Regions from separate parts of the Mus musculus genome. Here all the other regions are linked to region 1. The links are chromatin loops, found by intact Hi-C in ENCODE. Cell type or tissue: left cerebral cortex. All regions are shown on one strand. Region 1 has its middle 69 kb from the start of Mmd. Region 2 overlaps Stxbp4 (syntaxin binding protein 4). Region 3 overlaps Hlf (hepatic leukemia factor). Region 4 has its middle 39 kb from the start of Gm11494. Region 5 overlaps Stxbp4 (syntaxin binding protein 4). Region 6 overlaps Hlf (hepatic leukemia factor).

Evidence for each region. A loop is a pair of places that touch in the nucleus more often than their neighbours do. Peaks named below come from ENCODE experiments on the same cell type or tissue, not always from the same donor. Only the 100,000 strongest peaks of a DNase experiment are listed, where the experiment ranks them.
Region 2: it touches region 1 in a loop (4-fold over the local background); 34 of 42 quality-filtered maps call a loop at or near these places.
Region 3: it touches region 1 in a loop (7-fold over the local background); 14 of 42 quality-filtered maps call a loop at or near these places.
Region 4: a loop joins it to region 1, with 4 times the contacts of the local background. A loop is called at or near these places in 20 of 42 quality-filtered maps.
Region 5: it touches region 1 in a loop (5-fold over the local background); 34 of 42 quality-filtered maps call a loop at or near these places.
Region 6: it touches region 1 in a loop (2.3-fold over the local background); 5 of 42 quality-filtered maps call a loop at or near these places.

Annotation. Positions count from the first base shown.
Region 1 is chr11:90,315,730-90,320,729 of GRCm38, reverse strand. No RefSeq gene overlaps it. Among named protein-coding and RNA genes, the nearest start is that of Mmd, 69 kb to the right of the region's middle. In left cerebral cortex, a CTCF peak has its summit at 3,091; a DNase peak (open chromatin) is centred at 3,039; H3K27ac peaks cover 569 bases.
Region 2 is chr11:90,620,972-90,625,971 of GRCm38, reverse strand. Stxbp4 (syntaxin binding protein 4) reads left to right here. Exons shown (of 18, transcript NM_011505.2): 2 at 3,711-3,780; 3 at 4,190-4,317. The coding sequence starts at 4,271. Among named protein-coding and RNA genes, the nearest start is that of Stxbp4, 15 kb to the left of the region's middle. In left cerebral cortex, a CTCF peak has its summit at 2,285 (motif pointing right); DNase peaks (open chromatin) are centred at 2,281 and 3,271.
Region 3 is chr11:90,385,440-90,390,439 of GRCm38, reverse strand. Hlf (hepatic leukemia factor) reads left to right here. Exons shown (of 4, transcript NM_172563.3): 1 at 1-190; 2 at 2,319-2,654. The coding sequence starts at 76. Among named protein-coding and RNA genes, the nearest start is that of Hlf, 3.0 kb to the left of the region's middle. In left cerebral cortex, no CTCF peak of the experiment used is centred here; DNase peaks (open chromatin) are centred at 1,385, 1,949, 2,063, 2,675 and 2 more places; H3K4me3 peaks cover 4,535 bases; H3K27ac peaks cover 3,492 bases.
Region 4 is chr11:90,180,477-90,185,476 of GRCm38, reverse strand. No RefSeq gene overlaps it. Among named protein-coding and RNA genes, the nearest start is that of Gm11494, 39 kb to the right of the region's middle. In left cerebral cortex, a CTCF peak has its summit at 1,926 (motif pointing left); a DNase peak (open chromatin) is centred at 1,948.
Region 5 is chr11:90,614,137-90,619,136 of GRCm38, reverse strand. All of the region lies in intron 4 of Stxbp4 (syntaxin binding protein 4), which reads left to right. Among named protein-coding and RNA genes, the nearest start is that of Stxbp4, 21 kb to the left of the region's middle. In left cerebral cortex, a CTCF peak has its summit at 2,461 (motif pointing right); a DNase peak (open chromatin) is centred at 2,454.
Region 6 is chr11:90,362,146-90,367,145 of GRCm38, reverse strand. The region is part of intron 2 of Hlf (hepatic leukemia factor); the gene reads left to right. Among named protein-coding and RNA genes, the nearest start is that of Hlf, 26 kb to the left of the region's middle. In left cerebral cortex, a CTCF peak has its summit at 3,540 (motif pointing left); DNase peaks (open chromatin) are centred at 1,208, 2,059, 3,507 and 4,109; H3K27ac peaks cover 1,201 bases.

The sequences.
Region 1 (5,000 bases):
TTGGAGTGGGTCCTGAATTCAGTGGCTGCTGTCCCTGAAGGAACAGGAGAGGTTATACAGACAAAGCGCCAAGAGTTCAGGGTTGAGAATCCAGGGATGATGATGAGACAGAGGCTAGTGACACAGGGACAGCCCATGAAATGCCAGGGCTTGCTGCAAAGCCACCAGAAGTCTGAAAGAGACCAGGAAGGAGCTTTCCCTAAAACCTTCAGAGAGTAAAGAAGACGGCTTTGAAACTTTGATCTATAAAAAAAAATATGAGCTTGACTTGTTTTAAGGTACCCGTTGAAGAGTTTAATTATACCACTCCTAGGAACGTGGTATTAAATATCTCCTCTTCAGACTATACTCAGGGTAAACAAAGCATTTGTATTTTTCTGAACATGTCTTTGTTTCCCTATCCAGTGGCTGCCTATCTCCTGTGCTCCAGGCCCCCAGGTCAGTGCCTCCTTCACCCTTAGGCTCCTGAGTAGCTTCGGTTTGCTGGAACGTTAATGACTTCTTCTCTCGCAGGCTGGTTAAGTGCTCTTTTTTCCTATGTTCACATAGACGTTTCCTGTATTGTTGTTATTACACTCACCTTGTCTATTCATTACACGAGGATGCTCATGGAGGGGCCCTGTCCGTGCCCCAGGTGTTGATGGACTGCCTGGCTTCTACAGGATAGTTAAAATGTGACTGCACATTTACTCATAGACAGCGGGCCTAGTAAGACAAAGCAGATCTCCTATCGTGGGCCAACAGTGAGAGCTCCGTTGAGTTTATAGCTGGTTGTGACCAGTGCAGCACCAGGAGGCATACGCATAGTCAATCAGACTGTGCAAAGGCCCCTGAGTGGGTCCCTATAGCTATTTTATATGTGTTTTGTTGTCCTGTGGAAGGAGACCAATTTTTTCCCCCTCATATCTCTTCTCCTCATAACATGTCTTCTTCCAAAGCCTGGAGGTCCAAAGGCATTGACCCTCACCCTCTGATAGAGGCTACCTGGGTGGCCTACACCACCTGAACATTACAACCCTGAGAATCCCCTCTGCGAGGTGCCTCAGAGCAAAAGAGCAAAAAACGAATGTGGGTGTCCTGTTAAGGTGATGCGAGTTCTCCCCCCCCTCACCCCACCATTTTGAGTGCTTCCAAGCTTCCTTTTGCTCCGTGACTAGATCTCTACTGGTTGGAACCAATTAGAAAGCGTGGACGGAAAGATGCCATCCTCTGTATTTCCTCTCATTATTTTCCTCTTTCAAGAGGCACTCGGTCCTCATTCCTGAACAAAAGAAAACACGCTGTACAAAACAATAAAAGGACAACTGACTTTCCACGGAGGATTGCCATTAAGTACCAGATGTCCAGCAGGGAAAAGACCACGAAACAAAGCAGCTGTTTGGACCCTGCTCCCTGGGCCTCCCTTCCCTCGGAGCCTCATACCACAAGTTCCTGGGCCTTTGAGACTGAAGGGAACTTCAGCGCCATGGCATTGGGCCCTGTATGTTAAGAAACCTGCTTAATGTGTGGGACCTGTACAGACCCTGCCGCACTCGGTTCTTGGGGGAAAAACTCCTTCCCTTCTCCCGCTCTCCAGTCTTCTAGAAATCTCTCGTACTCAGCCAAATTCCGCTCCGAGGTAGTTACCTCTTCATTGCTTTTATTCTTAGATTGATTTTTACCCCATCCCCCACCCCCTGGGCTCAAAGACGAGGACAGCTAACATTTGTGCACGTTCCATGTGTTACTGCGTCTTAAGTATCTGGACCAGGAATAGTTCGGCTTCTTCTTCGGAACTTCTCTGCCTTTATCTCGGCACCGTGAGCCATCCAACAAACCGTATTTCCTTTTCTTCATTGCTTTGGATGCTCAGACGCTCCAGGGGCAGGGGTGTCCCTGGATCCAACCCTTGCATCTTTGTTGAATCCTGCGATGCAATCCAAAATTCTAATCTAACCTCTACTAATCCTTATTTTGTCTCTGTTTTTCTTCCATCTCGATCCTGACCACTAGATGAAATTAATATTTGGATAGATTTGTCTTTGGGCCAGTAAGCTCAAATCCTGGATAGAGGTAAACAGCATTAAGCAACGTTTTGTTTGTTGTTTGTCTTGTTAGATTGGCCCAAACCTAGACATCACTGGGACCAGGTACTCTTCATTGAGAATATGTCTCCATAGGATTGGCCTGTAGGCAAGTCTGTAGGCCTTTTTCTTAATTAGTGATTGGTGTGGGAGAGCCCAGCCCATTGTGGGTGGGGCCACTCTGTCAGGTGATTCTAGGGTGTTTTAGAGCGCAGTCTGAGCAAGCCTTGGGGAGCGAGCTAGTAAGCCGCAGTGGTCCACAGCCCCTCCATCAGCTCTTGCCTTCAGGTTCCTGCCCTGTTTGAGTTTCTGTTCTGACATTCCTTCATGATGGAATGTGATGTGGAGGTGTAAGCCACAAGAAACTCTTTCCTCCCAACCAGTTGCTTTTAGTCACTGTGTTTTATCACAGCAATGGAAACCCTACCGAAGACGGAGGGGTTACCTAACATTTTTAAGACCCCAAAGCTCACTTCAGTAAGCGTTAGCGCTTATATGGCAGGAGTACTTAGTAAGAATCTGGGCTTGTGCTGAGTGTCACGTGTGGGTTATCTCATTTGTCATCATCACATCACATTACAACAAAGCTTGAGGTTCAGAGAGACCGAACCGTTTGCCCAAGCTAACGCCGATACTGACGTGCAAACCCACACGGCCAGGACTTGAATCGCCAAACTCTTTGGAGCCCTCCCAATGTATAATAGAGGTATGCTTACAGACACATGACTCAAATGTCTCATTAACTGTCCTCTGGCTTCTCTTAAATGCCCAACTGCATAGCTAGCTATCACCAAGTTTTATCATCTATAAAAACTCCTATGGCTGTCTGGCTAGGAATAGGTATTTCTGAGTTTCACAGTTCTCCATGAAACAGATGGATTTAAAAAAAAAATAAAGAAGAAGAAGTCTGTGTGCCGCACTGGATTTTGAAATGCCAGCTTGAGCACCGGCAGAGAGGAAGATCACACAGCATCTAGGGTGAAAAATAAAAGCCTTTGTGAACAGTGGCTCTGCTCGTTGGCGCCACCTATCAGTAAAATGCTGGTAATTGCTTCCAGAAAGAAAATGAAATTTGCCCAAGTACAACTTATTGGAAGTCTTGGGTGTCAAGTGTTGTTGCCTGCTTATCTTTTTCTTTCCTACAAATCCTAACTGGGAAGTGCCTTTATTTTAAGAATTAGAAATGTAGAGTTCATAACCAACTTGCCAACGAATTTGACCCTAACTTGTGTTCTTGGAACCTTTATTTATACTACCAGTTCTTGGTAGCCTGTGCCTTCTGCATCCTCTTGCATTTGGAATCACGGATGCTCCACACTTCATCGAAACTCTGTTGAGACTGGAAGAAAGCATAGCAGCAGTGTTTGTGTGTGGGGGGGGGGTGTCCACAGGCTGGAGCTCTCCACCCCCACAGTGTTGCCCAACTCTTGGCACAGGGCTCCTGGCTCAGGTAGCAGTGCAGAAGCTCTCGCATGGCTGGATGGAAAAATGGCAGCTCCTCCTTAAAATGAGGACCATTCTTTTCTGACTAGATGCTGCCCTGGAGCACACTAGAGCAGTCTGAATGAGGCTAGAAGCTCCGGTGAGCTTTGTGGCATTGTTAACTTACTGTAATGACTAGTGCTATCAGTCAACTTGACAGCATCTAGAATCACCTGGGAGATGGACCTCTGGGCATGTGTGTCAGGATTATCTTGATTGAGATTATTAAGGTGGAAAGATCCATTCACTTCAGGTGGTATGGTTTCCTGACTGGGACGTCAGACTGTGTTAGCAGGAGGAAGGGGCAGAGCGTTGGGGAGCATGCATCCATCGCTCTGTGCCTCTTGGATGTAGGTATGAGGATGTGGCGCGACCAACTACTTCAAACTCCTGTTGCTATGGCTTCTCTCTCGTGGTGGGTTGAACCCTTGAACTGTAGGCTAGAATCAATCCCATTTCTCTTAAGTAGATTCTCTCAGTGTGTTCAATCATAGCATCATGAAAAGCAACTAGGACATCTACCTCACCCCCGTTCCTCTTCTTTTGTTATCACAATAGCCACACAGAAGCCTCACAAAACCTTAGTGGCTTTGAAGATTGGCATCCTAGCAGCCTGGGGAAAGCAGAGCATATTTGCATTGCAGCCCAAACTCTTAACTGCAGAGAACTGACTGATGCTATTTGATCTATCTGAGAGCTCCCTGAAGATCTCTATGCCTAGATTATTGTTTTTCAAATAAAATCTAGTTGAAATTCTAGTGTATAAATGGGTTTTATTATAATACATATATCATATATATAATTTGTTCTTTGCTCATGTTTACCTTTCCACCACTTTGCCTGTCCCTTCTCCTCACTCCTGTTGGTCCTCTTCTTTTTCTAAATAGTACCATTCCTTCTGCTTCTATGATAGATAGATAGATAGATAGATAGATAGATAGATAGATAGATAGATAGATGGATAAGTCGATGGATGAATAGATGGATAGCTAGTTAGGTAGGTAGGTAGATAGATAGGTAGATAGATAGATAGATAGATAGATAGATAGATAGATAGATAGATAGATAGATGCATAGGTAGATGGATGGATGGATGTTTGGATGGTTGAACAGATGGGTGAATGGACAGATGGATGGATGGATAGGTGGATGGATGGATGGATGGATGGATGGATGGATGGATGGATAGATAGATGCATAGGTAGATAGATGGTTGGATGATTGGATGGATGAATGGATGGATGATGTGTAGGTGGGTGGATGGATGGATGGGTGGGCGGATGGAGGATGGATGGATAGATAGAGATAGATAGATATAAGAACATAGATATGGGTAGACATAGAATATGTGTATATATGTAAATCCAGATTCCATGTCTGAGAAAATAATATTTCTATTTCTTTCCCCCATTCCTCTCTCTTGTTCTTCTTGCCCCTCTCCTTCCTCATAGTTTT
Region 2 (5,000 bases), 310 kb before region 1:
AGGCTGTTGAACAGAGAAAAATAATAAATAGAAAAGGGCAAAAGGAGCAGTTCACGTCTTCCTTTCTGTTTCACTGAAACGGGTCTAAAAGCAAAGGGGAAGAAGCAGAAGGCTCTCTAGCTTCCTTAAGATGCGATTCTCATTAAAGGGACTGCAAAAAGATTCAGAAATTAATCATGGTGGCTTCATTTGGAAGAACACTCACCTTTCAGGGGAATAGTTGAGATTTGTCTCAATTTCTTTGTGTCATGCCTGCTAATTTAATCATGGTACTATTTACTCATTTCTGATAAGCTTTTATGCCTACCTATTTTGCTTTTGGGGTTTTATACAGTAAAATATCTCATTTTATAAATTACTGAGATTATAAATGACCACATCTTAATCAAAGATTGTATGCATGATGGGCAAATTTTTTTTATCTAATAAGGTTTGTAGTTATAATTTAATTAAGTTGTATAAGAAGAGATTGATATAAAGTAAAGCCAAGTTTTTTGAAGTAAATTCATCTTATAAAACAAAATGCTTTTCTGTAGTGTTCTAGTTTCTGGTTTTGCTGACATAATCTTTTCTCCCTTCTGACTCAGCAAGCTAGATAAGCAGTGTATCATCATTGAGTGCTTATAATTTTAGTAAAGGAACAAAACGGTGTATTTCTTTGTCATTCTGTCAAAGTAGTAGGGACATGCATGCCATACATGTATGTGTGACTATGTGTATAACATTGCTAGAACCTCTATTGATGAAAGGGCTTGCAAGCTTATATAAGAGAAAGGGGTACAGAGCTAGAAAGCTGGCTCAGTTGGTAAGCCCCAGCACTACATAAGAAGCCTGGTGGGATGACGTCCTTTGCACATCCCATGCTGAGGAGATAGAGGCAGTTCTCTGAGAGACCCTACCTCAAAATCTAAGCTGTGCCAGGCGTGGTGGCACACGCCTTTAATCCCAGCACTTGGGAGGCAGAGGCAGAAGGATTTCTGAGTTCGAAGCCAGCCTGGTCTACAGAGTGAGTTCCAGGACAGCCAAGGCTACGCAGAGAAACCCTGTCTGGAAAAACCAAAAAAAAAAAAAAAATCTAAGCTGTAGAATGACTAAGGGGACACCTGGAGTCAACCTCCCCACAGGCACCTGCATGCACACCCACAAGTGCACACCCACTCAAATGCACGTGCACTCCACATTGAAGAAAACAAAGAGGTAGGAAACCAGCATGGGAGAAGGGCACACATACAGCATAAATTTAACAATCTTGGGTCTGGCTAGGGAGTTAGCTTAGACAGTAAAATGCCTACCACGTTAGCAGGAAGGTCTGAGTGTGGATCTCCGGAATCGATGTAGAAAGCCTAGGGTTGCAGTCCACTCTCACCTTCAGAGCCCTAAAGCTCATTGACCAGAGAGCCTAGCCAAGTTGGTCAGTTTCAGATTTACCAAGACATGCTGTCTCAAGAAAAAAGAAAAAAATTAAAGGAAGAAAACAGGAAAGAAAAGATACCTGACATTAGTCTCCAATTAGATGTACCACATACCTCTGCTCATGTGTTATCCACATGCTCAGAGCCGCATTAACAAGAGCAGCACACACACAGACAAACTTGCAGTTTAGATGAATAGTATTAAACTCATGCTATTGTGCAAAGTTTTAATACTGGCATCTTCATACAAAGAGATGTATTGCTACTGTTAACTTACATCCAGTTTGGGCAGGCTATAGAGTGCAAGTTTTCATGTCTTTATTTCACATCTTGCTAGAGCTTTCTAGGCTTGGGTTTTAATGTTAGGGGAGATAATTTAAGTTATACTTTGCATTTGGCTTGTGAGTAAGTAAAAGAGAAACAGTAATTTGTAAAGCTTTTCTGTGCCTGTTATGCGAAATGAAGTTAACATTGTTAGCCTTGGGGGGCGCTCCTGGAGGAGAAAACATACAGTGGTCCCTGGCTCTACTTATGTTTATTGGTGACTCCAAATTCTGGGCTAGGCTTGCTTCCTCCACACTCCCTCAGCCCTGTGTAGGCCACCGTGAACACTCTCACCTTCCGGTGGCTGTCTGACTGTCTCTGAGGCTACTTTCTGCTTCTTGTTCATCTCTACCCACATCGCGCACTGCCGAGAACATTTAGAGCAGTGAAATAATTTGGGCACTTAAATGTTAATACTCTGAAATAAAATTTATTTTTAAATGCCCGTTTGGCATTATGTGAAATCCATGTGTAGCAGCAACACAAGCTTCCATTCGGATGAGGTCCAGGAAGACTTGAGGCCCTGTGTCCTGTCAGAAAAACCCACCACTAGATGGGGCTCTTAGTCACTTTAGTAACTGGGGGAAAGAAAAGTGCTTGGATTTTCTTTTCGTTTTTCTTTTCACTCCCTTCCTTCACTATCCTTCCTTCTTCCCTTTCTTTCTCATATCGCCCTTTGGGCTAAGTATTGCTATTCCTACATTATTCCCATGATGCCAGGAGGCTAGTTGTCTTCTGAGGCCATGTCACTAGCATATGGCAATATTGTAATTTGAACTTGATACTTTAACCTGGACCTATTACATTCTCCATGATGTAAAATAAAATAAATGCATCTGAAATATTTTACACAGTCTGTGACACATGGAGTCAATAAACAATAGCCAATCTTATTTTATATCTGAGGGTCCTCTCTTGAGGTCTTAGCCTGCCCGTGCACGCATCAGTAAAGCAGTCTGAAGACTTCATGCAAACACTCTCTTAGAATTGAACTTTATGACTGCAGTGCCTCTAGGCTCTCCAAGCTCTTCCTTCAAACCATCATCCCTCCTTTCCTTAGGGGTAGTACTAAGTAACTTTCACGCTGCTGGAGTTCTGCTGATGACAGCGCAGTGACATGGTGGCATCATTTCTCTGGCCCCTCGGGACCAGAGTACCTCCACTGTTCTACTTGCCTGCGACTTCCAGGTTGAGAAGTTGAGCAATGTTGTTAACACTTGGGGAGTATAACTCTTGGCTAAGCTCCCTGAAGACTGATTGTTGCTTCTTTGGCCAAGGTCCTTCCGTTTGTGTAGAGAAGAGGTTTTTATTCTCGGGGAAAGATAGGCTGACGCCCCTGGTTTTAGTTCTCTGACTCTGATTTACAGCAAGCATAAGGTAAAAGGAGCAGTTTGGTAAGGTTCTACTATGTGTACACGCTGATGGAAACATCACTACTACCAAGGGGCCTGTTGTATCAATGAAGCTGAGGCGTAGAGACGCCAAGGGTAATGAATGCCAAGTCTCTGCCGTAGATGCTACAGCCCACGTTCCAGCTGAGGAAGCGAGCACTGTGCATCACGTGGGAGAGCACCATGCCTTTGAGCCTCCTTGCTCAGTTCTTCAGTAAGAGGGCTGCACATAGTGATCCAGATGTGGCTTTCAGCTTCAAAACACTGGCCATTTTCAATCAGTTAGACCTTCTCACTGTTTAAAAAAAACTTAAGACTCACCTGCATTTCTGCTCAAAATGATACTTTGCCCTTAGAATGTCTCTTCTCGCCCTCCCAGGAGTACAGGGGTGTGAGAGCTAAAGGATTACATAGACTAGGCCTTCACGGTGCTAAAGGCATGTTGTTGTGCAGCTTCATTCCTGTTCTCACTCACGGGGAGTGAAGCGCCGCTTGAATGCAGGTTGTGGTAATTAAACAACTCCGTATTAGTCACTGAGGAGTTACAGAAGACATTAAAACCGTGTCTTTTTCCTTTTCCTAGGAAACCAGTGAAATGGAGTAGTATGCACTAGAGCCATACAGAATCTGCAGGAAGACCCTCGGGGGAGTCGGTGAGGCACGACTTTGTTTTCTTCACGTGTATTGTATAATTATTTTTCTGACTGTAAGCTCCGTAGCCTTGAGCCCACAGGAGGCACTTTCCAGTCTTTTGCATCTTTAAAGCTTATTTAGCTCGTGTAAGTTTTAATCACTGCTGTATCCTTCACTTGTACTAGAGAGCACGGGTTTCATATATTCATAGTGATGCAGGGACAGGCCCATCGACCTGTGTAGGGAGCTGCCTTGATGCTTCAGATGTCATCACCAATGTCTAAAATATCATAGCCCATGATAAATGAAATACACCAGTATTAATATATGGGCATGGTTTGTTTATTGCCGAGTATATAATGTCTTTATGTGATGTTGGAACTGTATTGGAATGTTCTAAGACTTGAAAAATGATTTCTATAATTCCAGCCTGAGGATAAAAAGAATATTTAGACTCTCCAAGTTCTTCCTTTACATAGCTGCTAAATCCAAGGAAACTGTGTCGAAAGCATGAGTGATGGTACAGCTTCTGCCCGATCATCCAGCCCACTTGACAGGTAATTTTTAAGGGTAATTTAATATGCTTTGAAATGTGCACGCTATTAGTGAACACTCAGTTTTGTCTTGAAGCTAGGCCTATGGGAGTGTACTGGCTAGTTTTGTGTCAACTTGACACAGCTGGAGTTATCACAGAGAAAGGAGCTTCAGTTGAGGAAATGCCTCCATGAGATCCAACTGTAAGGCATTTTCTCAATTAGTGATCAAGGGGGAAAGGCCCCTTGTGGGTGGGACCATCTCTGGGCTGGTAGTCTTGGGTTTTATAAGAGAGCAGGCTGAGCAAGCCAGAGGAGGCAAGCCAGTAAAGAACATCCCTCCATGGCCTCTGCATCAGCTCCTGCTTTCTGACCTGCTTGAGTTCCAGTCCTGCATCCCTTGGTGATCAACAGCAGTATGGAAATGTAAGCCGAATAAACCCCTTCCTCCCCAACTTGCTTCTTGGTCATGACGTTTGTGCAGGAATAGAAACCCTGACTAAGACAGGGAGTAATACTGAGTAGAGTCAGGTACTACATTGCATTCTTGGCACTCTGGCGAGTCCTGGTGAGACGACTATACCTGTGATAACAACACCCGAGATAATCACCTGTGAAACTCGAGAGACTCTCGGCTCCATTTTCAGGGTTTGAGTGGGCCTTATACTTCCTGCTTTGAGCTGTGGGGACACGGCAACATCATGTGT
Region 3 (5,000 bases), 70 kb before region 1:
GGAGGAAACAAAGCTCATCAACATTTCGGGGCGGCGATTGGCCTTCTTTTTAAAAAGACAATTGAGTGCATCACGATGGAGAAAATGTCCCGACAGCTCCCCTTGAACCCCACCTTTATCCCGCCTCCCTACGGCGTGCTCAGGTCCCTGCTGGAGAACCCGCTGAAGCTCCCCCTTCATCCTGAAGACGGTGAGCGTTGCCTCGGCAGCTGGGCTCAGGGAAGGGACTACACTCCCAGGGACCCCCCTAGTCGGCTGGGAGGGCACCAGCATCTTTCTTCCCCTCGCCTTGCTTTAGTGAAATTGGGGGGCTTACTCCCTCTTTCTCCTCAATGCAAAGGGGATCCCTCCGGGGCAACATTTGAAATAGCGCTGGGAACCTGGCTCGCCTGCCTTTCTAGGTCTGTCCTCCTGCAGCGCAGGTGACAGGTGAACTTGACAGGTCAGGATCGCTGCTTTGAGTGACAGGGTGTGCGCTTCCCTGGGAGACTAGTGTCTCTGGGACTGGAGAGGAGAAAGGGCGGGAGGTGGCTGGTTGGAGCCTGGCAGAGAGGGGGGGGTCAAAGTAAATGGGGGTTCTCACTCGGCGGCAGCCTGAATATTCGGATCGTGTTAGTGTTTTGTGTTGTGAACTCACGCGGCATGAGCGGAGAGGCGCTTTCTCCCGCAGACCCGCAATTCACAAAGCGGGGTGGGGGTGGGGGGAGTGGTCTGTCGGCGGGAAGCGGTGCACGCCTCCAGCGCTGACACTTTCCCGGTGCTCTCTTCCCGGTGGGAGGGGAGAGCTGAGCAGGCTCACGTGTAACCGCGTGCAGGAGCCTCCTCTGGCTTGAGCCCTTTCTTGGTAAGTCTCAAACCTTCCCTAGGCAACCGTGGCTTGGAGCTAAGGAGACGGGTAGGGGGATATGGTGGGGAGTGGGGGGGGGGCTGGGGGTAGATGCATGTGAGACCTAGCTGGGAACGCAATTGATGCCAGAACGGATTTGTGTTTTGGGCCGGTGCAGTTTCTTGCCTTTGGTGTTATCACAGTGACAGAAGCGAATTATGCTGCTCCTGCATAAATTCTTGAAAAGATTATTTGGCTGGAAATAGCTTCGGGGTGTTTGCATCAATTTCCCTGGGAGAGAACGCCTGTTGCATTGCAAGAGTTGCTGGTGCTTGATTGCGCGTGCAGACCGCCCCCCACCCCCAATACCCTCCCGCACTGCTTCTTAAGGAGTAGCATTTGGGAGAAATCTGCGGATGCGTTAGGCTTTTGTGGTCGATGTTTTTAAGCCTAACTCTAATGAGACTGCGGAGGATTTGAAGATTCGAATGGGTGGCGGTGGGACTACATTTCTCTAATGAGAAACAAAACAAAACAAAACTCAGAATCAAATTCTCTAATCCCTGATTCCACCCACACCTGAATATTGGCAAAATGCAGACAGCTCGGTAAAGACCAATCCGGGGGTGCTGTATTTCCAGGCAGGAAATAGCTGCATTCTTACCCTCAGAGAGTAGAACACAGCACCTTTGCATAGTACTGCCTTGTGATGGGGTACATAAATGTTTGCTTTCTTTTTGTAAATTAGGTAATATTTAAATGTTTGGGGGGAAAAGGAAAAAGAATCCACCTTCTAAAACAGACTTAGTCCTCTTGAGGGTTCTAAGCAAATGGATGAGTTCGAAAGTACTTCATTTCTACCCCGTCACCCCGGCCTGCCCACCCCTCCCCCCACAGTCTCCTTCTATGGTGAGAGAGCACCCTTATCTTCCTTGTAAATGGGGGATAATTGTAGGCTTGCACGTTTATTGAGATAATACATGGAAAGGAATAACGCAGAAACGACGCGTAGTATTAAGGGAAGGTGGGGGCGGGGACTGCTTACTAAGACTAAGCTTGCATACCCTGGTTTGTAAGTCAGAATGACCTCAGATTCTTGCGGTCATCACTTTCTAAAAGGTAGAATCATACCAAGTTATCGGTGGTCCCCTTTAAAAATCCCATCAGTTGTATATATTCTCCGGTGTTATTTTCTCAGTATAGATTTCGGTGACTTAGCCCTTCAAATAACACACCGAGGAAGGATTATTCTCTTGTTTTCATTCCAGATCAGTCGGTAGCCCCGTCCTGTCCTACAGACCAGAAAGCTCTTTCTTTCCAAAGTAAATAGGAAGATGTCGAAACTCTAGATCTACCAGAGGCAGCAGCCAGAGGCCTCGGTGCCCCCAGAAGTCATTTTGTAACCGATGGCAGGAAGGCTGGTGACAGACTGACCCCTTTTCTTTTCTGTTTTAAAAAAAACAAAGCTCACCTTTCCCTTTTTCTTCTTCAGCATTTAGTAAAGAAAAAGACAAAGGAAAGAAGCTGGACGATGAGAGCAGCAGCCCGACCGTCCCCCAGTCCGCCTTCTTGGGACCCACCTTATGGGACAAAACCCTTCCCTATGACGGAGATACTTTCCAGCTGGAATACATGGACTTGGAGGAATTCCTGTCAGAGAATGGCATCCCCCCGAGTCCGTCGCAGCACGACCACAGCCCTCACCCCCCTGGCTTGCAACCAGCTTCCTCCACGGCGCCCTCGGTCATGGATCTCAGCAGCCGGGCCACAGCGCCCCTCCACCCGGGCATCCCGTCTCCGAACTGTATGCAGAGCCCCATCAGACCAGGTAAATTCTGGAAGGTTCACCCGTGTTAGATGTGGGGGACAAGACGGAAGTGGGGCGAGCGAGGTTGGCAAGAGTTGGAGATCTTAACACACATTTCTAGAGAGGAGCCCTCTCTTCCTGTTCTGAGGAGCCTTCCTCCTTCAGAGCATGCGTAGCTCTCACCTGCAGAGCCAGTTAGAATACTCTATGGACCTGCCCTTAAGAAGCTGATGTTTTCCGGGTCTGGGGTTTGAACCCAGACTTCATTTTAACCAAATCCCAGGGGAATTCTGAGTGGTTGATTCGAAGGCTATAGTTTGTGATACTCCAGCCTGGAGTTAATGAACGGGCTAATGGGTTAATGTAAAACAAACATCTATCCTATCTCCTACCGCCTTCTCCTGGTCCCCAAACACAAGGGTAATAGAATCTCGCTGGATAATTTGGGTAGACCCCAGAAAGTTAACTCATATTCACTCTTCTCTGGCCTAAAGGGGTCACTGCGAGTAGACATGCAGGGCTCTTCTTTTTCTTCTTTCTTTCTGTCTGTCTGTCTGTCTGTCTGTCTTTCTTTCTTTCTCTTTCTTTTTCTCTCTCTCTCTCTCTTTCTCTTTCTCTCTTCCTTCCTTTCTTTTTTTCTTTCTTCCTTTTTCATCTTCTTCAGTCATTGACTCAGACCAAGACTGTAAGTAAATGCAAGTCTTCCTATTGCCTGAGGCTACGCCTCCTTTTTCTTAGCACCCTGTGTTCCGTGAGCCAATCTTCCTTTATATATATGGTTTTCAGTGTCATCCCATATCAAGGCTTGTGCCCACGTAAAAAGCCAGCCATGGTGGCACATTTGTAACCCTGGTGCTAAGAAGGTGGATACAAGAGGATCTCTGGGGTTGGTGGACAGCCAGCCCAGGCCACTCGGACACACATGCACCCACATGTACACACACCCCACCTCCCACATTTAAATGGGCTCACACATATACACAAATAAATGACGAAGAATGTTGAAAGAGACGACACAGAAACATTGCCGGGAAAAACTATGCTTTAAAAACCCATTGCCAAGTGGGCAGGGGTAAGGCCTGACTAAGGCAGCCCTGGATCCATACCATTCATACGCCGTAGCACAAAACAAGCAGGAAGACAGATCATTGTATGGACAGGTAGCGGGAACAAAGATTCATACGGATAAATTGACAGGAAGGTCACAGATCGGAAGGCGCTTAGCTGCAGGGAAAGGCAGCAAACGGGACAATGAGAGACTTGTATTCGCAGTTTCTGCTGAACTCTGTGCCCTCATGCAGAAATTTCTGTCACACACAGAACTGGGAAGGAACTGAGAGGAGGAAGGAAGAGAACCCCTACCTTAATAGGTTAACCTGGAGTTCAAATTCGCCCTTTCATAGATCTCTGGGCTTTCAAATCTATTTTACACAATCTCCAAAATCCACTTTAGTTGCCACAGGCTCTATTGAAATGAAGCTTTAACCTGCAGATATCCCCGGAGGCTACATCACCCTCTTGATGTGAATTAGATGACCTGCTATGAGGAATGTGTAGTGCCAATGTCTTTAGTTTCTTCACGGGGGGAGGCAGCTAGCAAACTACATAGCCTCTCCACACCAGATGTAATGATGTGTCACGGGGAGAGAGCAGAGTCCCAGAGAGTGGTCACTGGCATTCCTATATCCTACTGCGTATCTAAGTGACTGTAGAAATGACATAACCTCTTGGAGCCTCACTTTCCCCTTTAATAGGTAGATATCGTTTCAATTTGATGGGGCTATTTTGGTAAAGATAGATAATGTGCCAAGGTCAGATGGCAGCTTCCGGTGGTCTGTTCATCTGAATGGTTGTAGCTGTCACTAACTTTTACTTATATGACCATCCTGTCACATGAAATAACTTCCTGAAGCCACTAGATATGGTTACTCAGCCTCCCTTGAAGAGAAACAATGGGAGATTTTGTCCGGTGAGCATTGTCTAGGGTGTTCCTATTGAAAGTGAAAAAGTAGGATCTTGGAATTTGAGGCTCAGTCATTTATCAAAGCTCCTTAGAGGCCAAAGTGGTCCATGACTCAGGTGATGGTGATTCCCCAATCAGAGTTGCTGTCCGTAGCAAGGGACTCCAAAGTGTCTGGATAGCATTTTATTAAGTTATAGAAGATACCAAAGGATCTGAAAATAAGCCCTCCACTTAAATATCCTTTCAAATGTAGTAGAATAATATTGCAACACGGCTTTGTTCTTTGAATTGAAAACCAAGTGATATTCCTAGCAGGAAAAAACAAATCAAAGCTCTTTTTTCAAATGCCAATAGATTAAAAAATTTTGCATTCTGTCATTCATACAACATTGCTTATGATAAAG
Region 4 (5,000 bases), 140 kb after region 1:
AATCTTATGGTTGGGGGTCACCATATTATGAGGAATTGTATTAAGGGGTGATACCATTAGGAAGGGTGAGAACCACTGCTTAATCTTTAGGAGATCTTTTTCCAAATAAAATATTCTATGGCTTAGTGGTTCTGGACTCAGAATGAGTGTTCCTCATAGGTTGTACATATGGGGCCATCCTTCTTGGACTCCATTGAGCTTCTTATTAGTGCAATGCCTGTATCATACCCAGGCTGACCTGGCGAAGATCTTTGAGACTTGAATCTTGGAGTCTGCATTAATAGGACTCTTCATGGATAATTTTGCTATGTAAGTATACGGAGTCTTCAGCATAAACTATGAAAGCAAAGTCTATGGCCATATTGCTTTGAACGTGCCCAGTCTCTTTCTAGTCTTGGAAGCCAAGCAGGGTTGGGTCTGGTTAGTATTCGGTCGGAAGAATAAGAAAGCAGAATGTTTGAATGGGCCTTGAATATCAGCCAAGAGATAACCCAGGATGTGTTCAATACATAGTCCAACAACTGCTCGATAGATTTGGAGAATTAATTTGGTCAAGAGGAAATCCTTTTCTTGGCAACACTTCCTGTTTACCAAGCTCCTAGGAGACAGGTGTTATAAATAGAGTGTCAATCTATTGAGCTCCTGTGTCTCACTGTGGGAGAACCATGCCTTGCTTTCCTCTTGAAGGCAGATCTATAGAAAAATCCATTTGCAATCAGGAAATTTCTTCTTGAGCACAGGACCCCAGTAAGTGGAATTGTCTTGAGTCTGCCAATCACAGGCTGGGGCCAGGCTTAAAAGGCTGCAGTCTACACCACACCCTCACCTTCTTTGCTCTCACTGAACTCTAGTATCTTAACTTTTGTAGTTACCTTGCACCTCCGAGGCCCTGGCATCACCATGGAATAATACGGGACATTTTGGCACCTTTAACCAGATACATAAATAAGTGTGAAAACTGAGTGTGAATGAAGACTCCTAGTACTATGGTCCATATTAATTAAAGTGGCTACTTTGCTCTTGTAAGTTGGGGTTGCCCTATAGGTTCCAGGTTCCTTTAGTGATAACCTCGATTCATGATGGTAAATCTGGCCTGGCTTCCCTTCACTCATCAATGTAATTGTGACGACTTTTCTCTTGGTGTCCTATTAATATTTGGATTAAGATTATTGATTACCTCTCTTGGCCTCAGGTTTTTAGCACCATCAGCACAGACATTTGTTCCTGTTGTTATTGTTGTGTGATTGCTCTGTCTCTGCTTAAACTTCATTTTCTGACCAGCTTTTCCCTCGTAGGTCTGCTTCTTGTAATGTCCAAGGTGAAATGAAGATGAAGCCTATCTCTTTTATTTAATCAATACTAAGATGCCTGCTTTCTCCTTCTTCTCCTTCCTCTTCCTCTTCCTCTTTCTTCTTCTTCTTCTTCTTCTTCTTCTTCTTCTTCTTCTTCTTCTTCTTCTTCTTCTCCTTCTTCTCCTTCTCCTTCTTCTCCTTCTTCTCCTTCTTCTCCTTCTTCTCCTTCTTCTCCTTCTTCTCCTTCTTCTCCTTCTTCTCCTTCTTCTCCTTCTTCTCCTTCTTCTCCTTCTTCTCCTTCTTCTCCTTCTTCTCCTTCTTCTCCTTCTTCTCCTTCTTCTCCTTCTTCTCCTTCTTCTCCTTCTTCTCCTTCTTCTCCTTCTTCTCCTTCTTCTCCTTCTTCTCCTTCTTCTCCTCCTTCTCCTCCTTCTCCTCCTTCTCCTTCTCCTTCTCCTTCTCCTTCTCCTTCTCCTTCTCCTTCTCCTTCTCCTTCTTCTTCTTCTTCTTCTTCTTCTTCTTCTTCTTCTTCTTCTTCTTCTTCACATTGTGGTCACCTTGTCCTTTGGGCTTGTCTTCTTTCATTGTATGAAGCCTTTTCCTTTTGTGCCATCTAGTGGTGACTGAATAAAGAAAAACAACTTGGCAATAGGTCAAGGATGGTGGCTGGCAGAAAAGGGGACTGTAAATACTAGTAACAAGCTGCTGCATTTCCAAACAACCCCTCAGGGTGGTCAGGATGTACGAGTTCCTTCATTCGCTGTGAACATTAACTGCACACTTACCATGCTGGCAGATGCTGGGGAGCTTTGCATTTGATTTGTGTGACTGTGGCACACATGCGGTGTTGCAGAGCTTGGGGGAAGGGTGAACCTCGGTCCCACCATTTGAGACTTATTCCCTGAATTTAGGAAAACTGAAGCTTAGAGAAGGGGTGGCACTTTATTTCCCAATTCTCTTCTCTGTCTCCTCTTCCTTCCTCCTCTTCCTCCTCCCCCACTCCTTTCTCTTCCCTTGTCTCTCCCTACTGCCTAAAATAGGGATCAAATATCTCTATAGATACTCTATACTCGGGAGGGAGACATTTATAACCCATAAGAGAGGTACCCCATCAGTTCTCACTTGTATTCACATATATTTGTACTAGAGTCCATTTTGACTGTGTACCAAGAACATTTCTTGAGAAATATGCACTCTACAATGTTGCAACACTATTGCATTTCAAGGTAACCAGAGTCTGATGTTTAAAATACCAAAATAATCTTTTGTATTTTAAATGTTGGATGGGAACTTATTCCTGGTATTAAGTACAGAGTTCCCTATGTCCTAAAAGTCCAAGGTTAATTTTTTAAAATGTCAGAGGCAAAAATATCATAAACCTACAAAAATTATGGGAGATTTCATTATTTTTTTAGTTGAAGATTGTGGCGGTTTGAATAGGAATGACCCACATAGACTCACCTGTTTGAATGCTTGTCCCATAAGAAATGGTGCTGTTAGGAAGAGTGACCTTGTTGGAGTAGGTGTGGCTTTGTTGGAATAGGTGTGGCCTTGCTGGAGGAAGTCTGTCACCATGGGGGTGAGCTTTGAGGTCTCAGCCAGTTCATTTCCTGCTGCCTTCAGATCAAAATGTAGAACTCTCAGCTCCTTCTCCAGCACCATGTCTGCTGGCATGCCACCATGTTTTCCGCCTTGACAATAGTGGACTGAACCTCTGAAACTTTAAGACAGTCCCAATTAAATGTTGTCCTTTATAAGAGTTGCCATGGTCGTGGTGTCTCTTCACTACAATAGAAACATAAGTCAGACAAGGACATTTAGGTTCAACAAAGTAATGTTTTCAGGCCAAACAGTAAATGACAGAAGGAAGACTAGAAGAGTTCTTTGCTTTCCTTTCTTTTTTTCCCTTTTTTTGGATGTGCTGGTGTTTGAACCCACGGCCTTGTGCATACTAGGCAAATACTCTACCTCTGAGCTACATCCTCTACCATAAGGTGAGATTATATATATATATATATATATATATATATATATATATATATATATGTGTGTGTGTGTGTGTGTGTGTGTGTGTTATTCTTTATTATATCATAATATAGAATATTTTTAAAATAATATTTTATTAATTCTTTGAGAATTTCATAAATGTATTTTGATCACATCTACCACTCTCTCAACTCCTCCCAAATCAGCCCCAACCAACTTTGTGTTTTTCTCTCCCTCTCTCTCTCCTCCCCTCCTCCCCTCCCTCTTTGTCTCATCAAGTCCCTTTGTGTTTCACAACTACTCTTGAGCATGGGGCCTGCTCTGGAGTGTGGCTGACACACCACGTGCCCCATCATTAAAGAAAACTGACTCTCCATATTAAGTTTTTGTGAATTGTTTGAGAATTGTATTCATGGGTGAACCTTTAGGATGATATTCAATTGCCTCTTGTCCCTAGTTCCTTCCAGACCCATCTTCCACCCATCAATATCTTTTAACTTCATATCCTCATCAAAAGAATAACACGTAAGTCTAACTTGTGCTGCCCACATGTTTGTGGGTGTGGGGCCATCCCCTGGAGGGTGCTGGGTGGACCACGTGCCACGCCCTTCTCAAGGAAGGACTCTGTGACTCTTAGTCTAGAGCTTTTTGTGCTGATGTTTCTAACTTGAGTGGAAAATCAAAGGTTACACTCTGCAGAGCAGTGGTTCTCAGCCTTCCTGATGCTGTGGCCCTTTCATACAGTTCTTCATGTTGTGGTGACTCCCAGCCGTGACATTATTTTCATTGCTACTTCATAACTGTAATATTGCTAGTGATGAATCATAAGGCAAACATATTATTCAGTGGTCTTAGGCGAACCCTGTGCAAGGGTCACTTGCCCCCCTCAAAAGGGACTCTACCTACAGATTAAGGACCTCTGCAGTAGCAACTAGTGCAATAGTGGCAGTGCCAAACAATGTCACTAATCTGCATTCTCAAACGATATCACTGAAGACAACTTCCAGCTCTTCCAGCTCTTTATCCCTGTAAATGCCCATGTGGCCCTCTGGCAGCCTCTGGAGAAATACTGTTACATTTTACCACTGAACCATTTCACAGTCCTCTCACTGCCCTGGGTGGAACGGTATCCCCTTCCCAAATTCACACCTATCTGGAACCTCAGAATATCGCCTCATTTGGAAACAAGGTATGCTGAGTTGAGGTACTTCTAGATAAGACTGCCTGAATCTGACACTGGTACCCTTAGTAGCATAGTGGAAGGACAAAGAGACACTGGGAGACAGAAATGCCATGCAGAGATGGAGGCAGAGATGGGAGTGCATAATTCATGGAACATGTAGGATTGCCAGCCATTACTAAAACTGGAAGAGACAGGAGACAGAGCTTCCCCCTGAACCTCCAGAAAGAAGCAGCCTCTTGACTTCAGACATCCGGTCCACAACTGAGGGGTTGAAATTTCTGCTTTAAACCATCTTTTGTGTGTGTGTGTGTGTGTGAGTTTCCTTTTAAAAAAGTAACACCCCCAGAGAATGAACAGACTATGTGTTTACTCTCTAGGTGATATCAGATGTGGCTCAAAGAGAATCGTGGTTTACAAGATTTTTCAGGGTCCTCCTAGCTTTACTTGGAGACTTGCTCCTCCTGGTGCTCTGCTGGGCTCCTGGCTCCCTGTTCTCAGGTATGGCTGCAGAACAAAGCAAGAGAGATGAAAGAAAATGCTCG
Region 5 (5,000 bases), 300 kb before region 1:
GACAAAATCCCACCGATGCCAAGATTCGTATTTTCTTCATCAGTAAATTTTTCATATAAGTTTAACGTCCTCAATGAAAGATACAAGGGGACCTTTACCCTCAAGGATGTTTGCCCTAAAAATAAATTCTCCAAGTATGCAGATAACAAGTATGTCTAACTATATGTATAACTCTAACTAAAGGTTGCATATTGCTTAGTTATATGCTGTTGAACTCATCTGTGAAGCAGAGTCCAAAGAAGGTATATCTGCAGACATGTTGCCAATGTACCTGCTGAGTTTGGATCAAGTTGGTTACCTGACCTGGAGAAGAAGGAGGAGGAGGAAGAGAACATAGAGGAGGAGGAGAAAGAAGAGGAGGAGGAGGCGGAGGAGGGAGGAGAGGGAGAAGGAAGAGGAGGAGGGGGAGGGAAAAGAAAGCAAGCAAGCAACAAACGAAACTGTCTCATTTCCTGATCTGCACTAATTCTCACTGACTTGGAGATTCAGCATCTGCATAAGAGCAAGATCTAGAGTTAAGAGCAGACGTGCCTGGCCTCCATTCCTTCGTCTCATCCTTGGTACAGAAAGTGTATGACAGCATCCGGTTCTTTATCTGCTGGACCAAAGTTTAAACAAAACTCCATAGCGCCAATAGACTATGCTATTGGCATTATCATTTCTTTGCAGTTTTATTTATATTAGCCTAGCTATCATGATAAAGGATCTTACAAGCTTATTCTTATCATTATTCCTTGAGGGTGGTTGTTAAATAAATAGTCCCACTTTAACCCTTCTCCCACTGCAGACACCTGAAAACAATTTGTCTTTTCAGTTGGGTTTTTATTTCCTCCCTATGGAAAAAAAAAGTGAGTTTCACCAAAATCATTTTAATGACTGAGCTGTTTCAGGTTTGTTCATCTCACAAGGCTTCTGTGTCAGCTTGACACAATATAATAATCTGAGAGGAGAAAAATGCAAGTGAGAAATTGTCTCTGTAAGATCCAGCTGTAGGAAAGCTAAGGTATTTCCTTAATTACTGTTTGATATATGAAGGTCCAGCCCATTGTGGGTAGGGACACCCTTGGGCTGGTGATCCCATGTTCAGTAAAAAAGCAAGCTGAGCAAGCTGTAAGGAGCAAGCTAGTTAGAAGCGCTCCTCTGTGGCTTCAGCATCAGCTCCTGCCTCCAGGTCCCTTTTCTGTTTGAGTTCTCGCCACCACTGTCTTCAGTGATGGACATTACCCGCAAGTGTGAACGAGTAAGCCCATTCCTCCCCAAGCTACTTTTGAGTGTTTCTTCACAGCAATAGAGACACTGAACATCTCTCCAATACACTTTTTAAGTTCTAAGTTATTAATGGTTTAAGGTATACAATGATAGATATATTTTAGCTATTCAAATTAAGTTATTAGCTAAAAGACAATTTAATGTTAAAGATAAACAAATTGAAGCCCCTCCCACCAATCCTTTTGGTAAGAAGTCGGAGGTTCACTCTCATTTCAGTTTTAAAGCTTAGAGATGTGGGCTGGGAGAAGGGAAGATATGGGGCATTTAGTATAGTTTAAGCTGTTTGCTTGCCTGCTTACTTGTTTGAGACAGAGACTTTAATGTTTTAATCCTGGTGTACCTGGCACTCATTTGTCACCCACACTGGACTCCAACTCATGTCGATTCTCCTAACTCAGCCTCCAAATGTTCACTATTCAAGGCACAGGTCACCATGCCTTGCTGCTTAATATACTTGGGGTAGGGTGCAGGAATAGTTCAAGGTGCCTGAGAAATAATACAGGTCTACCTTTAAAACAAGGAACAATTAATTTATCCTTTTTATTTCCACAAATATTTAAAATTAGACTAATAAATTGAAAGCAGTAATTTTAAATGGCTTTATCTGCAGTAAACCATAGCAAATTAAGAAACTATGTTCATGATATATATGCCTTTTCTTTTTTTAAAAAAATTTTTATTAGATATTTTCTTCATTTACATTTCAAATGCTATCCCAAAAGTCTTCTATACCCTTCCCCCACCCTTCTCCCCTACCCACCCACTCCCACTTCCTGGCCCTGCCGTTCCCCTGTACTGAGGCATATAAAGTTTGCTAGACCAAGGGGCCTCTCTTCCCAGTGATGGCCGACTAGGCCATCTTCTGCTACATATGCAGCTAGAGACACAAGCTCTGGGGGTACTGGTTAGTTCATATTGTTGTTCCACCTATAGGGTAGCAGACCCCTTCAGCTCCTTGGTTACTTTCTCTAGCTCCTCCATTGGGGGCCCTGTGTTCCATCCAATAGCTGACTGTGAGCATCCACTTCTGTATTTGCCAGGCACTGGCATAGCCTCACAGGAGACAGCTGTATCAGGGTCCTTTCAGCAAAATCTTGCTGGCATATGCAATAGTGTCTGCATTTGGTGGCTGATATATACCTTTTCTTGTTAGTTGAGGTGTGCAAAATCCATTCTGATGGATTGTTTTCTTCATTCACCACTAGAGAGCAGTGTGGAGTTATTAATGTTCAGGTCATGTGCAAAAGAAAACCAATTAGACAAAAAGTGTACAAGAATAAATAATCCTTGGCTCCTTATGTTTATTTTAATATTCCTTAAGATGGAATGCTGTGAGTAAACACAGAACAGATGCAATGTTACTGCAACTGGTTTTGATACTAATATGCTACTAGGGACCTTGATTCTGTTTTAAGCTTTCAACCACACTTGGGAGTCAACCACACACAAGATAGATAGATAGATAGATAGATGATAGATAGATAGATAGATAGATAGATAGATAGATAGATAGACAGACACAAGATAGATAGATAGATAGAGAGAGAGAGAGAGAGAGAGAGAGAGAGAGAGAGAGAGATAGATAAGTTGCCCAGGCTGGCAGATGGATCAATTGTTAGTTATTTTCAGAATTTTATGTGTCCTTTAACTTGACTATAATTTATTAAAACTCCTCTCTCTCTCTCTCTGTCTGTGTGTGTGTGTGTGTGTGTGTGTGTGTGTGTGTTTGTACTTGATTTTCTATGTCTTGACTAAATGTGTGTAGTACCTATGGATGCCCGAAGAGGACGACAGGTGTTCTGTAGCAGAATTCTTGTTAGCTCTTGTAGCTATACACTGAGAACAGCCCCACAGGTCCTGAGTAAGGAGAGGCGAGGATCTGAAAGCCCTTTCTCCCGCATGAGCTGGTCTCTGGCAGTCTAGAGCCCTCCGAGGCCGCCTTAAGCCTCTTGCTAACCTCAGCACTCCCTTGATCAGCTCTAACTTCCTGGTACAAATCTCCACTTAGTTCTCCTAGAGGGGTCCTAGGTGCAGCACTTCTGAGGCACAATCTGTGATGCTTAACCTCGCACCTTCCTCTCCTTTCTTCCCAAACAACGGCCTCTTTTCAATGGCTGTTCAGAGTCATGTCCTTCCTCCCATATCATTAAGATGTACCAGTTATCTTAGTATATACTGCTGACCTTTTTACTCTCTGTCTCTTAAACCCATTAATCAGTCAGGCAGCGCGCGCATGCACAAGCTTGTGTGTGTGTGTGTGTGTGTGTGTGTGTCTGTCTGTCTGTCTGTCTGTCTGATATAAGCACATGTGTGTATATTTGCTGGTACAATTACATGTATGTGTACACGAAAATGATGGAGGCCAAGGTTAATGTCAACCATCTTTATTTGTCACTCTCTACCTTAATTTTTGAGACAAAGTCTCTTACTGCTCTTAGATCTGGCTAATTAAGCTAGTCTGGCTAGAGCCCATTGCCTATCTCTGCCTTCCCAGCACTGGAATTGCATACACTTTATTATGTGTGTGATGGGGGTCTGTACTAGGGTTCTCCTGCTTGCAGAAAGGTGGGGTTTTTTTTTTTGGCTGAGCCATCTCTCTAGGCTCTGTCTTTAGGTTGTCATTGGCTTTTGTTGCAACTCTCAGTAGCTTTATCTACTCTTAATGCACCTTGCCTATTTCCTCTCCCACAAAGCTACCTTAGTATTATTAGTAACCTGTACGCCCCTGTGTAGACTGCTTCTGCCTTCAGCTCTTCTTTTCTCTAGCTCTACCCTTACAAGCTTGTCTTCCCTCTTTCTGAAAGAGCCATTCCTTCCTTATCTCGGTCTAGGTATATTGTTTCAGGACCAGTGCCTCCTTCTCATTCTACTGTTCCAGATATCAGTTTATAAAGCAGTTGGCAAAGGACTTGTTTCCTGTCCTCCGGTGCAAGTGCAGATAAGGCCAGGTTTTGTTTTTCCTGTATGTGTGGCTAGTTCTTGTTCCAGTGCTTCCTATCAGCTGACTCGGTGTCTAATGGTGCATCTGTGTCCCTGATCGCTTTAGCTCAGTCTAACCATTGCTCATTGTACCTCTTGATGGCAAAGACTCCATCCGATTTCTTCATCATCGTCATTCCCTTAGTGGGAGTCACTCAGATACTATTAATGAATGGCTTTGCCACAGTCATTCTGTCACAGTTCTCTCCACTATCCACTGCCACCAGCTTCCTTCCAGACCAAGGTTCATCTCCTTAGCCCTGTGTATCAGAGCATTGATAACATTTTAAATTGTTTGAATGATTGTTTTTCTCTCATTGCTAGTAACATAAAGAAGAACGCTTCTGTGTTGATTTGAAGGAACTTTGTGTATTGCATATAGTTGATCCTTAAGACATGTTCAAAATACATAGAAAAGCTCTCTATAGAACATGCACATGTAGCTATGTACTCTGCCTGTTTGCCTGGAAGAGTATATTTCCTCTCCTGCCTCTGAAATTGCAATGGCCCTCTGAGCCACTGCCATAGTATCCTCGGCAGCATTCTTCCTCGCCACATAAAGACATAATCTCATACAGCTATTTGTCATTTTACGTTTGATCGATTGAACAATTTATGTCAAGCTTGTAAGTAAAGACAAAGGTGCCACTGACATAAGTGCCCACGTTAGTAATGGTCACAAACTGGGGAGGGCCATATTTCACTTTCCGATTGTAGCTCCTTGGAGCATATGCTAAACACATTGCTGAACT
Region 6 (5,000 bases), 46 kb before region 1:
CTCCCCACACCAGTCACCAGTTGCCACTGAACCAGAATCGCTGAAGAGAACACATCACAATCAGACCAGGCACTACTGCAGCGTTGCCCTAGGTAAGAGAGCTACCTGCATCTTCCCAGTGCCCTACACTCTATCTATCCATTCTGAGCCTGCCATCCCATCCCGTGCATGCATGCCAGAGTTGTTAGTCTTTCCCATACGCACCATGCCTCAGTTTCTCTGTGTGTTAAAGAGAGGAATAGCCCTCTTACTTCTAGCTAGAAGTGAATCATAACATTATCCAATCGATATTGCAGACCCGTGTGAACCAAACTACAGGCCCAGCCTTAAGAACTTTAGTTTTTATATATATTTAAAAAAACATATTTCATTTTGAAGACCAAACTGTGATGACTCCACCTCTATTTTCCTGAGTTTTAATCTATCCTATACCGGCCCTTCCATTTTATCAATAAACAAGCCTGGTTTTAGCCAAATTTGTGGAAGTCTACATGCCCTTTGTTTATACTGTGTGAAAGGGCAAGAGGCGGATTGGCCTGGAATTCTTCTGTGTTTCACTCTGGGATGCAGAAAGACTCTTGTCTTGAGCCATATGTAGAGATGCTCTTCTCAGTGAGCCAGAGGAGCGGATATGTAAAGAAGCAGAGCCAACTTCACAGAAGGGCCCAGTGCAGACTCGAGACACAAGAGCAGCTTTTGCCCAAGTGTCCTTAGGATGGCAGTGGAAGGACCAGTGGGCATGATGACTACACTGGATAATAGCTGGTCATCATTGTGCTCCGAAGCCAGCGGACAGAGCTTTCCTTCCCCCGAGGCATCCCCCCACCGCCTGGGAAAGCCTTACTCTGGCAAGAAACTCTGATCTGAATGTTGCCCTTCTATCAGGCAGCAGGAAGAAAAGCAACAGCTCCTTAGTTACCATCCCTTCCTTTCATGCTTATGGTAGTTCGGGCGCTAGGCTACCCAGCTTCCATGTGTTATCTCATTAAACTCCAAAGCCACCCCAGGGCACCAGTAGCATTAGTATTAGATTGGTACTGTTATCACTGTCCTTTTACAGATGATGCCCAGAGAAGGGGGGCACAAATGGTACAGACAGCAGTTAGCCGGCAGGGCTGGGATAGGACGCAACACCACCATCTGGTACTGCGGCTCTATGGTAGGTCACCGCAGCCTCCTCCACTCTTCAGGAGAGGGCTCTTTGCCTGCAGAACATAGCAGAATGTCAGGAGCCATCAATGCCCCTGTGCCCATGGGATGGGATGGTGGCTACTAGCATCTGGGAGCCCGAATGTGGAGGGACAGAAAGGAAGGTACTTTTTGATCTGGCTGCATCTCTAGGGTCCCAGGCTCTCTTTAACCAGCTCCCAGGGTATCTAATTTTAAAGGACAGCCAGACCAGCTTGCAAAACACAAGGTTTATGTTTAAATCATGAAGATTTAGTTTAAAAGTGAATTCTGTGCTTTGGTATGACTCTCAAAGCCTCCGTTCCTTCTGACATACGAGCAGCAGAGAAGCCCTTGGAATGCAGAAGTCAGCAAACAAGCAACGAGCAGGAGTCAGGGACACGGATGAGGCTGTGTCTCTGAGGCTGCTTGTGTCCCGCTCCCAGCAAAGTCAAACAAGTCTCAGGCCCCACTGCCTGGTGCGGCAGTGGATACCTGCATATGGGCATAAGATCCTCCAGCTTTCATGAATACATTCCCCTTGTATAGACACACGCATGTATGTCTTTAGGGAGCCACACACATGAATATCTGACTATGCTGGGAGTCATCTGTGGGTTTAGCTCTCAGTAACCTATCAGGAGACGATGGAAGCACTTCCTTAGTATCCCTGCCCATCTGTTTCCCCAAGGCACACCTAGGTTCTTTCTTCCCAGATACACACGAATGAAGTAGTCTCTTCTGAGATGCTTACGGGAGGAGGCACAAGGCATCAGAGCCTTCATTGGTAAATATTAGTTTCCTTCCCCTCCCTGTGTCTAAGGCGAGTTGTACTGAGTGAATGAGGCTTCGGCAGCTCAGAGTGCAAAAATAGCCCTGCCTGTGAGGATGTGGTCTCTTTCCCCCCAAGTGTGGACCAGATGTCAGGCTGCCGGGTGAGGACTCAAGGAATGTGACAGCTTCCTTCTGCAGGGCTTCGCTGCTTCTCTCCAGATGGAAGCCTCTAGTCCCATGTGAGTTTTTGGATCTGAAAAACAAGTACAAAAAAAAAAAAGATGGTTCACGAGCCTTGTTCTCCACCAAAAGCACATGTGTGTGTGTGCATTATAGGTATTACTCTCAAGTCAGAGACATGGCCACCATGCCATCTCCCCTGGGGCTTAGTGACAATGAAAAGGAATGGAAACCTATAGCCTGTGGGTGTTCATTTTTGAGTTGCTCATATTCGTTTTTTGACCTCACATTTACTCAGAGCCAACTTTTTACCATGCACCGAGCTACGTGTCGACAGTCACAAGAGATGGGAAAGATGTCATCCTTTGAACTGATAAAGCCCATGATGGGGCAAAGGAGATAAGTTATTGTGAATGGAGTCTGACCAGTGGTAGAAAGAAGCTATGCAAAGAGGGACTTAGCAGAGTCGATTCCTAGTCCCACCCCCAACTGCATCTTGAGGAATAAGCAAAAATGGTAGCAGTAGACAGGAAGGATTTCATATGTGACTTAATGAATTTTTCTCAACTGGTATTAGCAGTATGCCAGTCATTTGTAGGGAAGATACCAAATCTGCACCAGGGGATCATAGGCAAGGGGCGTTCAGGGTGTTATAGGACAGAAGAATTGGGTAGTGGTAGTGGGGGGAACCAACCCAAGTACTGAAGTGATGGTTAGTACGCAACCTGACTGAACCCCCTTATCCAGATGAGGAAAGAATTTGTGGTACAGTATAGGACCTGTGTGAGCACGCTCAGGGTGGCAAACGAGGTGTCTCAAATGTGGTGTGTTTAAAGAAGATGTTAGGAGGTTAGGGGCGGCATAATTGATATGATTTAGAAGTTGCTGTGGCAACACACCTACCTCTAGAGAGTCAGTGTCTGTGGGAAGGCAGGCAAGCTCATGGCTTTTGCCCTGGACTATCCCGTGCCTTGCTATCGCCTGCTGTGGGCCAAAGGTCTGGACAAATTCAAAAGAACAAATGCCCCACGTGGTTTGTTGCAGCCAGTCTTTGTGAAATTGGCCCTGGAATCAGATAAAGAGGTGGTTAGTAAGTCAGCTACAAGGTTACGGGGAAAGAGTAAGGGAGAGAGAACCTGGGCTGGCTTGCCAACTCTTCAGGAAGCATCTCCCCATGTTGGGAAGCATGGAATCGCTTGTAGATTTCCATGAAAAAAGTAAATGCATATGGCCTATGTGCATGTAAACTGCCTGTGTTGTAATGCCCATGTTATAATGCCCGTGTTATAAGCAGTAGCACAGAATGCTTTGGGGACATAAAGTAATGCAGACTTCAGAATGGCAGAAAGATTTGGGTTAATGAAAAATTGGCCATAACAAGTTTTAAAAGACCTCAGTGACTGCCTCGGTGGTGCCACCTTCAGGCAAATCACTGTATAACGTGGTTGGAAGCAGGCTTTGTTTGGTGTGTGAGCCCTTGATGCAGAGGAATCTTTGGCCACTTTAGTAATTCTTAACTTTGGCTCTACACTAGGATGACTAGTGGCAATTCTTGACATTTTTGTTTTAAAATATTCCATTACAAAAGAATGAAGCATCATTGTTAAAGTCAGAAGTGTATGACAATATAGCTTGAGTTCTTACAGTCTTATTTCCAGACTGGTTTCCTACAGTCTCTTGCATTCTCTTCCAGAGAGTTCCTTTGATTCTGTAAGCATATATATATATATGGGTGTGGGTGTATATTGTGTGTTTGGAATATGAAAATATATGTATGTATATTTGCATGTACCTGGCACATGCTGTGGTACAACTTGCCTCTTTAATATCTGTTGGAGAACTATCCATATTAGCACATACAGATCTGCCAGCGGCATGGAATCCCGTGGTTTGGGTGTTCTACGGTTCGTCCTTGCTCCTAGGCATTTAGATTGGTTTCTTCCACAGATGCTGTCGTTCACGTTTGTAGTAGACCTAAAATTTAATTCCTAGATGTGGAAAGGCTGGATCAAAATGTGTAGGCTCCAGAGGAACGGAACTAATTCACACTCCCACCAGAGAAGCATGTAGGGAAGCTATTTCCTCTTTCATTGAGTAAAAGAAATTGGAGAGCCCAGGCCACGTTTTCAGATCCTCTGATTGGGCAGGGAGAGGTGCTGGATATAGGGGTGACCTCAGTGTTCTTAAGAGCCTTGCAGGTCAATCTCTAACAAGGTGGAGACTATGAGCCATGGGTAGTTACTTGATCCTGCCCTTTGAGATCCAAGCAGCAAGACCTCATGCATGGTTGTGAACTGTGCAAAACAGAAAGATGTGTATCTTCCGAAATTCCTAGTAAGCTGGACACTCCCATTTAGATAGACATGGAATTAAATGAGTCTCTATCCATAAACATGGTATATTGAAACATCAAAAGCCAGAGAAGTCCCACCAAGGTTCTGTTTGATGCTTTCCCCTCTCCTTTCTAATTATTTTGTCAGAATGCTTTTCTTGTATAAGGAAAAGTTATGGTCTCAGATTCCTTAGAAGCAGTTTGTAGATATTAGTAGTTAGCAATTGTTTTGGTAGTGGTTTGCAATGTCCCAGATGGGTGCCAACCTTGGCAGCTTCAGAAACTCAAGGTATCCTCTTTCTCTTGCTTAGGTAACTCAGATGACTGAGAGACAGAGAAAACACCAGCCACCTTAACAATCACAAGCCACTGCCACATCACATCACCAATCACATAACAATCACATCACCAGTTTTCAGTTCCTTGACCCTGTCCTTTTAGGCTGTGCCATTCCATTTTCTCCTGGGAGTCTGTCCTCAGAGCTGCTGGAAAGCCCCTTGCTTTGCAGCCTGCAGCTCCCCGGCCCCCCCTTTTCTCCCTGGCAGTT